2 separate regions of the Homo sapiens genome follow, and region 2 is linked to region 1. A link is a contact called in ENCODE Hi-C or POLR2A ChIA-PET data. All regions are on one chromosome and are shown on one strand. Each heading gives the region's core, a stretch centred on a gene start or an enhancer-like site at or near the end of the contact. The rest is flanking DNA. Distances are from core to core; before and after follow the strand shown.

Evidence for each region. A loop is a pair of places that touch in the nucleus more often than their neighbours do. ChIA-PET counts read pairs that join two places held with the same protein, here RNA polymerase II (POLR2A). Pooled maps may share reads with other maps.
Region 2: a loop to region 1 is called in a map of B cell, with 2.2 times the contacts of the local background. The contact joins the promoter of LINC02649 here to the enhancer-like site in region 1. A Hi-C loop is called at or near these places in 5 of 168 maps with a recorded cell type or tissue (B cell, Caco-2, IMR-90 and 2 more), 20 of 37 single-sample maps with no recorded cell type and 9 of 50 pooled maps. POLR2A ChIA-PET finds 5 or more read pairs at or near these places in 18 of 52 experiments (B cell, CD4-positive, alpha-beta T cell, GM12878 and 14 more).

What each region holds. Positions count from the first base shown.
Region 1 is chr10:6,288,697-6,294,031 of GRCh38, reverse strand. It overlaps a transcript of PFKFB3 not described here and the pseudogene SDCBPP1. Among named protein-coding and RNA genes, the nearest start is that of LINC02649, 35 kb to the left of the region's middle. Within about 2 kb of position 2,756, at least 3 of the 41 ENCODE cell types and tissues checked have a DNase peak (open chromatin) inside an H3K27ac peak, as active enhancers do; they include PC-9, where a contact is called at or near this core.
Region 2 is chr10:6,324,182-6,329,516 of GRCh38, reverse strand. It overlaps LINC02649 (long intergenic non-protein coding RNA 2649), which reads right to left and starts at 2,973. Exons shown (of 6, transcript NR_040079.2): 1 at 2,875-2,973; 2 at 1-1,585. It also overlaps a transcript of PFKFB3 not described here and the pseudogene DPPA5P3.

The sequences.
Region 1 (5,335 bases), core at 1,507-4,006:
GGTAATGATGTTGGAATTTGTAGAGCAGAAATTAAGCAAGGGATTCATGAAGCCATTGGATCAAGATGGAAAATTCGTGAAGCCATAAGGACCAAGATGGAAAAATTGAACTCTGGCTTAAATCAATAGATAATGGTATATGTGTTCAGCAAGTCAAGGATAACTCTCCAACCTTATTGGTTGGTCTGAGATTTGGGAACCAAGTACTCCAAATCAATGGTGAAAACTGTGCAGGCTGGAGCTCAGATAAAGTGCACAAGGTGCTCAAACAGGCTTTTCAAGAGAAGATTTCTACGTCCATTCATGACAGGCCCTTTGAATGGACAATTACCATGCATAAGGATAGCACTGGACATGTTGGTTTTATCATTTAAAATGGAAAAATAGACCGGACGTCGTGGCTCACGCCTGTAATCCCAGCACTTTGGGAGGCCAAGGCAGGCAGATCACCTTATGTCAGGAGTTTGAGACCAGCCTGGCCAATGTGGTGAAACCCCATCTCTACTAAAACTACAAAAATTAGCCAGGCATGGTGGTGCACACCTATAATCCCAGCTACTCAGGAGGCTGAGGCAGGAAAATTGTTTGAATCCAGGAGGCAGGGGATGAAGTGAGCCGAGATTGCACCACTCCACTCCAGCCTGGCCAACAGAGTAAGACTCCATCTCCGAAAGAAAGAAAGAAAGAAAAGATAACATCCATAGTGAAAGACAGTTCTGTAGCCAGAAATGGTCTTCTCACAGAACACAACATCTGTGAAATCAACAGACAGAAGGTCACTGGACTGAAGGACTCTCAAATTGCAGACATACTGTCAACATCTGGGACTCGAGTTACTATTACAATCATGTCTTCTTTTATCTTTGAACAGATTAAGTGGATGACACCAAGCATGATGAAAAGCCTAATAGACCACACCATTCCTGAGGGTTTAAAATTCATCACACGACGGAAATGTAGCTGAACGTCTCCGTTTCCTTCTTTGGCAACTTCTGTATTCTGCACGTGAGGCTTTCTGGGGCCAGCAATTGAGCATACGCTGCATGAGGATCTTTCCATCTCACATTATGGCTGGGAATCTTACTGTTTCATCTGATAACCTGTTCAGATTTCAAGAGAGCTGTAGCCTTATCCTGGTTTTATAGAGGTGAAACTTTCAAGAGATTTACTGACTTTCCTGGAATAGTTGCTTTTCCGGAAACCTGATACTTTCATAAGCCATTGTGATTAGAATGACTGATACAGGCTTAGCTTTGTGTGAGAACCAGTCACCTTTCTCCTAGGCCATGAGAAGTGCTGTTCATGTTACTTTAGTTCTATGGGATGTTTGCATTTTTAACACATTCTACCACAGTACACTTAGAATGATTGCCCTTGATAGTTTTTTTTTTTTTTAATTCTGTGTATGTGTGTATAAAATGCCAATTAAGAACACTGGTTTCGGGCCAGGCACGGTGGCTCACGCCTGTAATCCCAGCACTTTGGAAGGTTGAAGTGGGCAGATCACGAGGTCAGGAGATCGAGACCATCCTGGCTAGTAGAGATGGTGAAACCCTGTCTCTACTAAAAATACAAAAAAATTAGCTGGGTGTGGTGGTGGGCGCCTGTAGTCCCAGCTACTCGGGAGGCTGAGGCAGGAGAATGGCATGAACCCAGGAGGCGGAGCTTGCAGTGAGCCGAGATTGCGCCACTGCACTCCAGCCTGGGCGACAGAGTGAGACTCTGTCTCAAAAAAAAAAAAAAAAAAAAAAAAGAAAAAAAAAAAGTACACTGGTTTCGGCTGGGTGCTGTGGCTCACACTTGTAATCCCAGCACTTTGGGATGCTGAGGTGGGAGGATCACTTGAGATCAGGAGTTCGAGACCAGCCTGGCCAACATGGTGAAAACCTGTCTCTACTAAAAATATAAAACTTAGCCAGGCATGGTGGCACATGCCTGTAATCCCAGCTACTCGGGAGGCTGAGGCAGCAGAATTGCTTGAACTCGGGAGGTGGAGGTTGCAGTGAGCCAAGATCAAACCACTGTATGCCAGCCTAAGCAACAGAGTGAGACTTTGTCTCAAAAAAAAAAAAAAAAAAAAAAAAAACCACTGGTTTCCTTCCACGTAAGCATTAAACAGTGTATGTAGGTTGTAAGAGATGGTGATGATTGTTCTGAAATCTTAACTACCTTCACTTAATGTGCTTGAACTGTCGCCTTAACTGTGTTAAGCATCCAGACTAAAAGCTGAAATAGAATTACTGCTGCCTTTCTAAAACGCAAAATGTGGTTCTCTATTAATCTGAAATGTACACTAGCCCAGAGCAGTTTAATGATACTTAACGAGCTATAGCATAGCATAGCTGCTTAGTTGTATTTGAGATTTTCTAGTCAATGCATAATGGAAACTTCTTTCTTCTGAAAGTTGCCAGTAGCACTATAGATTGAATGTAAAAATTGTTCTAGTAAACAGGACACTTTTTTTTTTTTTTTTTTTGAGACAGAGTCTCACTTATTCCACTGCCCAGGCTGGAGTGCAGCGGCACAATCTCTGCTCAATGCAACCTCTGCCTCTTGGGCTTGAGCAATTCTCCTGCCTCAGCCTCTTGAGTAGCTGGGACTGCAGACATGCACCACCATGCCCAGCTAATCTTTTTATTTTTTGTGGAGACAGGGTTTCACCATGTTGACCAGGCTGACCTCAAGTGATCCGCCCACCTTGGCCTCCCAAAGTGCTGGGATTATAGGCATGAGCCACCACGCCCAGCCTGAACAAGATAAACTTTTGACTCCTCTTTTTTTTCATTTGTGGATTAAGTGGTATAATACTTAACTTTGGCATTTGACTCTGAAGATTATGTAACCTAGCCACTTCAGATGGTTTTAGAATATTTTTCTAGTAATTTGTTGCACTTCCTGATTCCTCCTTGCAAACTAAATGACAGGACACTTTATCCTGATTATTTTCTTGTTTTTGATTTATGCCTATTCTATTTTAATTAAATATGTACACATAAAGTTAAAAACAAAAATAAAAAATGAAACTCATGTATGCAACAAACATGTAATGGGAATACCACACAGAAAAAAAGAGAAAGAGACAGAAAAAAATATTTGAAGTAATAATGGATGAAAATTTTCCAAAATTAATGACAGATACCAAACCACAAAACCAGGAAGCTCAGAGGAGGATAAATACACCAAGCATGATAAATACCAAAGAAATGTACATCTAGAAAATCAAAGACAGGCCAGGCGTGGTGGCTTATGCCTGTAATCCCAACACTCTGGGAGGCCAAGGCAGGCAGATCACCTGAGGTCAGGAGTTCGAAACCAGTCTAGCCAACATGGTGAAACCCCGTCTCTACTAACAATACAAAAAAAAAGTTAGCTGGGCATGGTGGTGGGTGCCTGTAATCCCAGCTACTCAGGAGGCTGAGGCACAAGAATCATTTGTACCCAGGAGGTGGAGGTTGTAGTGAGCTGAGATCGCACCACTGCACTCCAGCCTGGGCAATAGAGCAAGACTCTGTCTCAAAAAAAAAAAAAAAAATCAAAGACAAAAAGAAAATCTTGAAAGAAGCCAGAAGATTATCTCAATAGATGCAGAAAAGGCCTTTGACAAAATTCAACAACGCTTCATGCTAAAAACTCTCAATAAATTAGGTATTGATGGGACATATCTCAAAATAATAAGAGCTATCTATGACAAACCCACAGCCAATATCATACTGAATGGGCAAAAACTGGAAGCATTCTCTTTGAAAACTGGCACAAGACAGGGATGCCCTCTCTCACCACTCCTATTCAACATAGTGTTGGAAGTTCTGGCCAGGGCAATCAGGCAGGAGAAGGAAATAAAGGGTATTCAATTAGGAGAAGAGGAAGTCAAATTGTCCCTGTTTGCAGATGACATGATTGTATATCTAGAAACCCCCACTGTCTCAGCCCAAAATCTCCTTAAGCTGATAAGCAACTTCAGCAAAGTCTCAGGATACAAAATCAATGTACAAAAATCACAAGCATTCTTATACACCAATAGCAGACAAACAGAGAGCCAAATCATGAGTGAACTCCCATTCACGATTGCTTCAAAGAGAATAAAATACCTAGGAATCCAACTTACAAGGGACGTGAAGGACCTCTTCAAGGAGAACTACAAACCACTGCTCAATGAAATAAAAGAGGATACAAACAAATGGAAGAACATTCCATGCTCATGGGTAGGAAGAATCAATATCATGAAAATGGCCATACTGCCCAAGGTAATTTATAGATTCAATGCCATCCCCATCAAGCTACCAATGACTTTCTTCACAGAATTGGAAAAAACTACTTCAAAGTTCATATGGAACCAAAAAGAGCCCGCATCGCCAAGTCAATCCTAAGCCAAAAGAACAAAGCTGGAGGCATCACGCTACCTGACTTCAAACTATACTACAAGGCTACAGTAACCAAAACAGCATGGTACTGGTACCAAAACAGAGATATAGATCAATGGAACAGAACAGAGCCCTCAGAAATAATGCCACTTATCTACAACTATCTGATCTTTGACAAACCTGAGAAAAACAAGCAATGGGGAAAGGATTCCCTATTTAATAAATGGTGCTGGGAAAACTAGCTAGCCATATGTAGAAAGCTGAAACTGGATCCCTTCCTTACACCTTACACAAAAATTAATTCAAGATGGATTAAAGACTTAAATGTTAGACCTAAAACCATAAAAACCCTAGAAGAAAACCTAGGCATTACCATTCAGGACATAGGCATGGGCAAGGACTTCATGTCTAAAACACCATAAGCAATGGCAACAAAAGCCAAAATTGACAAATGAGATCTAATTAAACTAAAGAGCTTCTGCACAGCAAAAGAAACTACCATGAGAGTGAACAGGCAACCTACAAAATGGGAGAAAATTTTCGCAACCTACTCATCTGACAAAAGGCTAATATCCAGAATCTACGATGAACTCAAACAAATTTACGAGAAAAAAACAAACAACCCCATCAAAAAGTGGGTGAAGGACATGAACAGACACTTCTCAAAAGAAGACATTTATGCAGCCAAAAAACACATGAAAAAATGCTCACCATCACTGGCCATCAGAGAAATGCAAATCAAAACCACAGTGAGATACCATCTCACACCAGTTAGAATGGTGATCATTAAAAAGTCAGGAAAAAACAGGTGCTGGAGAGGATGTGGAGAAATAGGAACACTTTTACACTGTTGGTGGGACTGTAAGCTAGTTCAACCATTGTGGAAGACAGTGTGGCGATTCTGCAAGGATCTAGAACTAGAAATACCATTTGACCCAGCCATCCCATTACTGGGTATATACCCAAAGGACTAT
Region 2 (5,335 bases), core at 1,724-4,223, 35 kb before region 1:
GTAGAGATGTCTTTAACTCTCTGGAGGTTGGCGAGGGAGGAATCCCTTACATTGAGCTGGTGAGCAAGGCCATGCTCGAGCTGAAGCCTCTGGAGTCTTCAGACCTCACCAAAGTCGTGGTTTATGGCTACTATTTGTACAAGCTCCAGACCAAGTGGATGCTCCAGTCCGTGGCTGAGTGGCACCGCCAGCGCCAGGAGTGAGGGATGCTCAAACTTGCAGAGGCATGAATCCCCTCGAAGTAGGCCCTTGGATGAAGCCAACCAGCTTCCAGCCAATGCGATGAAGGCCAGGATGTAGAGATTACATTGTGCCCAGAGCTAGAGGGATTCCTCTAGTTTGGTTTAAACTCTGCTCCAGCCTGATAAGTTAAGGGAAAACCACCTGTTTAGGGGTCTCTGACCTTGCTCTGAGTCTTGCTGTAAATATCTCTTTCATGGTTGCCAGTAAAATAAAGTTAAAAAAAAAAAAAAGAAAGAAAATTGCAGAAGAGAAAGCAGAAGAAACCAGAGAGTTGAGCTCCCGAGTTTTGATTCCGTTGTGAGTCAATGTGCAGGAACCTGAGGAGCTGGGACACTGCTAATCTTAGACCTGGCTCAGTCCTACCCCGTGGGCAGCAGCTGTTGCAGGAACATGGACACAGGCTGGCACCAGCGTGTTTGGGTGCTGATTTGGGGCATATTTCTTTTCTAGTTGATTTGTCGTGGCATTAGGGAGCCCAGATGAGGACAACTATCAACTCTGAGGCCCTTAAAGAACAAGTTGGAAGTGAAACTGAGCTCTTCCTGGTTTCTTATTTGCTACTCTGGAGAAAAGAGGTGATTAATACTTATGCTATTGGGTCTTTGAATGCTCTCAGCACCTATAGGTTATTAACTGAGACTCTCAAACTTCAGATTATTTCACAATCAGTGGCTAATAACCTGAGCAGATGCATTCACTTATAATTTTTACATATGTACATGCAAGGCTTGCAACTATGAGTGCCCTCCAACAATGGAACAGATGCAAAATAGAAATCATGTTATCAGATGACGCCATAGTTGTCTCGCAATTGCTTTGCGGAAGGATTTTTCATGGGAATTTTTCCATCTCTTTATACTTTTCACACATAGGTTGTTGGCTTTAGCCAAGTGCGACGGAGAAGGACAGGCATGTGTGAAGAGGCCTGCCCAAATGTTACCCGGTGCGGAGGCCTTTGTTTAGCCCATTGGCAAGAGAAACACCAGCACCACATTCTTGGTGAAAAGCCTCTTTCACAGAGAGAGTGCATTCAAGGAGAAAATCAGCCTTGAATTGCCATTTCTGAGGCAGAGCTTGAAAGACAGATGGAAGGAGTAGGTTCCATGGGAAAGGAAAGGAGGAAAGAAAGGGGATGGCCTCACTTGCCAAAGTAAAGCTGGCTGTGGCTGAGAGCTCTTTCAAAACTGCCAGGAACCTTGGGAGCCGTACACTTCTCTCTCCCGGGAGGAGACCCAGGGCCAAGTGACACTGCGGTAACTGGAAATCCCTTCTCCAAGGCCAGAGCCCTGTGCAGAAAGCATGGGAAGACTTCAACAAAGCCCTCTCTTCTTCAGGGAAGTAACTGTGGAATCGGGAAAAGACAGAAAATTCCTGAGTAGAGGAGTTCTTAACTTAGACTCCATAGGCTAGTCTAGAGGGTCATGAATAAGCTCTAGGAGGTCTGTGCACAACCTGAATTTATGCAGAAGCTGAGTTTGGGTTCAGTTCAGAAGAAGGGTTCTATGCCCAATTGGTCATGTTTGGAGGACATGTTCATTTCCCAACCATTGTCCTGCCTGCATTTTCTATTCTTGACCAATGTAGATGTAGTTGGCCTCACCATGTTCCTTTTTGAGATACGTAATTTTTCTTGATGTTCTGAAGCACTGGTTGGTATATATTAAAAGTAGATGTTGTAAACGGACATATTTTCCAAATATCTTTTTGTTAAAATCCACATGAAACATTGTCTTTGGGCAATGGAATGGCCAAACCACCTTTTTGGACAGGACACGTTGTATTTGTGTTCTGGTCTAGGGAAGAGCAGAAAGGAGCAAATGCCCATGGGCTCCCTGTGGTGAGGCCGGATTAACCAGTGTCTCACAGGGCTGCGTTTTGTCTCACTTTGCTGTGCGTGTAGTGTATATGATCAGCAAACAAGTCCTAATTTTATAGCACCTACTCTTTCTATATGTTACAGAGGTTGCCAGCGTTTGACCAAAGTCCAGTTAGTAAGCAATTTTGTAAGTTTTGTGTTAAAATTCATAGGAAAGACTGTCTTCCAAAAATGACTTGTGGATATCGTGAACATCACCTCTAAGCATTGCACATGCGTAGATTTGCCCAGGGGGTTGATAGATGTGAGAAGGGGAAGGGTTCTAGGCCAGCATGTTCCTATGTAGAAGATGCTTTCAGGACACAGCCTTTGTTGCATGTGTGCAGTTAATGCGGATGAACTTCTTCCATCATCTCTGAATCATGTAGCGTAAGTATTTAGAAGTGCACATATATGTTAAAAGTAGATAATGTAAAATAATACACTTTCAATTTTTCTGCTAACTTACAGGTATGATTATCTTTTTAGAGTGGTGTTAAATTTGATCTCTTGGAGGAGAGGGGTGCAGAGGGAAGTTTAGACAATTTCAGCCTGTCTGACCATGGTTCTGTCTGTGTATTTTCATTAATTTTGGTGTCTAGTAAGGAATAAACAAGTCCTGAGTGCCCGAAGTGTGTTAAAAGCAGAGGTAGCAAAACAACCCCTTTATAAATGTGGGTTGTTTTATTACCTCTGCTTTTAACACACTTTAGGCATTTTTGTTTTGCCAGTTTATAGGAAGGACTGTCTTCTGGGAGCGACCTCTGTCAACCCACCTCTTGGATGGAGCCAGAAACGTTTTCACACTTCCTCGTCGGGGCAACGGAGCAGGGAGGAGAGTCACGGTGGAGCTCCTTACTGGTAACTCCATATCTAGAAGACAATTTGGGGTTATCAGCACAGTTCCAAATGTGCAGTTTTTAGTAAGTGCTTGTGTTTATTATAGACCACGTTCATTCTTTTCTATTTTTATTTTAAGTTCTGGGGTACATGTGCAGGATGTGCAGGTTTGCTACATAGGTAAACGTGTGCCATGGTGGTTTGCTGCTCCTATCAACCCGTCACGTAGGTATTAAACCCAGCATACATTAGGTCTTTTCCCTAATGCTTTACCACCACCACCACCCACACTCCCCTGACAGACCCCAGTGTGTGATGTTCCCCTCCCTGTGTCCACGGGTTCTCATTTTTCAGCTCCCACTTATGAGTGAGAACATGCAGTGTTTGGTTTTCTGCAGGCGTTAGTTTGCTGAGCATAAGGGCTTCTAGCTCCACCCATGTCCTTGCAAAGGTAGACCATGTTCATTCTTTATTTCACAACATCGTTGGTTTTTCAGATGTCTTGAGATGACAATGTATGATAAAAGGTAGAGCTAGTGAATTGGCCCATTTGTAAATGTTTTTATTATAATTAACACAAAAGAAGCCTCTTGAACGTGGTATTATGAAGCCACCTCTGAGCAGTGCACCCCAGGACTCATTAATTGGGTCAGCAACAGAGCGGCAGAAGGAGCATGAGGAAGGAACTATACAGACACATTGCTATTTCCATCTTGATGATAACCATTGATGTACGTGTGTATCTCTTTGGGGGTTACTATAAGAATACACTGCTAAATAACTCAGTGGACACATACCTTCTTGCTAACATTTTACTAGGACAGCTCTGATCATTCTCTTAGAAGGATTATATCCCATTGCTTTATACCCTATTTTAAATTGAGCATTAACGGAACACAGTATTTTAATTGTAACTCTGCCAACATCTTTATTCAGAGGACTGTTGCCATTTTTGTCTTTCAGGAAATTTTTGTCTCCATGAAAGGCAAAATTACATTTTTTTTCCTGATTGAAATGGTGTAGTGTATTCTTGGTTATCAAAATACTCTTGGCTTTGGGACTTTAAATTGATAAATATTCATTGTGTGTGAAAATATGATACATATTGTGTGATCTCAACAACATAACAATATGCATTCAATTATGTGTGTATACACACACAAGGACTTAGAAGAGCAAGGTCACATGTAATCTGCTTGTGATTACAGGTGACTTCTGAGTTCTGTCTTCCACGTGCTCTTCATTTTCAATAAGCACATGTTATTAACTTTGAAAGTTTGAGTGCTTACATTTTATTTTTAAAAATTGTATGCCAGGCTGGGCGCAGTGGTTCACACCTGTAATCTCAGCACTTTGGGAGGCCAAGGGAGACAGATTGCTTGGGTCCAGGAGTTTGAGACCAGCCTGGGCAACATAGCAAAATCCCGTCTTTACTAAAAATACAAAAAATTAGCAGTTGTGGTGGCCGGCGCCTGTAACCCCAGCTACTCGGGAGGCTGAGGTGGGAGAATCACCTGAGCCTGGGAGGCGAAGGCTATAGTGAGTCAAGATTGCACCACTGCACTCCAGCCTGGGTGTCAGAGGGAGATCCTGTTTCAATTTAAAAAAATTATATGCCAACACTTGTATGCATCTGTATATACCTATGTATGTATTTATGGGAAGAGGTAATAGCTTTATAAACAAAACTCGAAGAAGTTGTGAGCCCTAAGTTAAGATCCACTGCTCTACTTCCAATGCTCTCTTCTTTTTTTTTTTCCTTTAAATTGTGGTAAAATATATATAACATAAAATTTGGCATTTAACCATTTTTAAGTCTATAGTTCAGAGGCATTAAATACACATTAACAGCTGGGCGCAGTGGCTCATGCCTGTAACCCTAACACTTCTGGAGGCCGAGGTGGGTGGATCATTTGAGGTCGGGAGTTCGAGACCAGCCTGGCCAACATGGCAAAACCCCGTGTCCACTAAAAATACAAAAAGTATTAGCTGGTCGTGGTGGCGGGTGCCTGTAATCCCAGCTACTCAGGAGGCTGAGGCAGGCAAACCACCCAAACCCGGGAGGCAGAGGTTGCAGTGAGCCGAGATCACGCCACTGCACTCCAGCCTGAGCGACAGAGCAAGACACAGTCTCAAAACAAAACAAAACACATTAACTTTGTTGTGCAACCATCAACACCATCCATCTCCAAAACTCTTTTCCTGTTGTAAAACTGAAAGTCTATACCCACTACAGAATTTCACCGTAAGTATTAACCCCCTATTACTCCCCAGCTTGGCCCTGGTAACCACCATACTACCTTCTGTCTCTATGAATTTGACTACTCTGGGAATCTAATGTAAATAGAATCATATGGTGTCTGTCGTTTGTATCTAGCTTATTCCACTCAGCGTCAT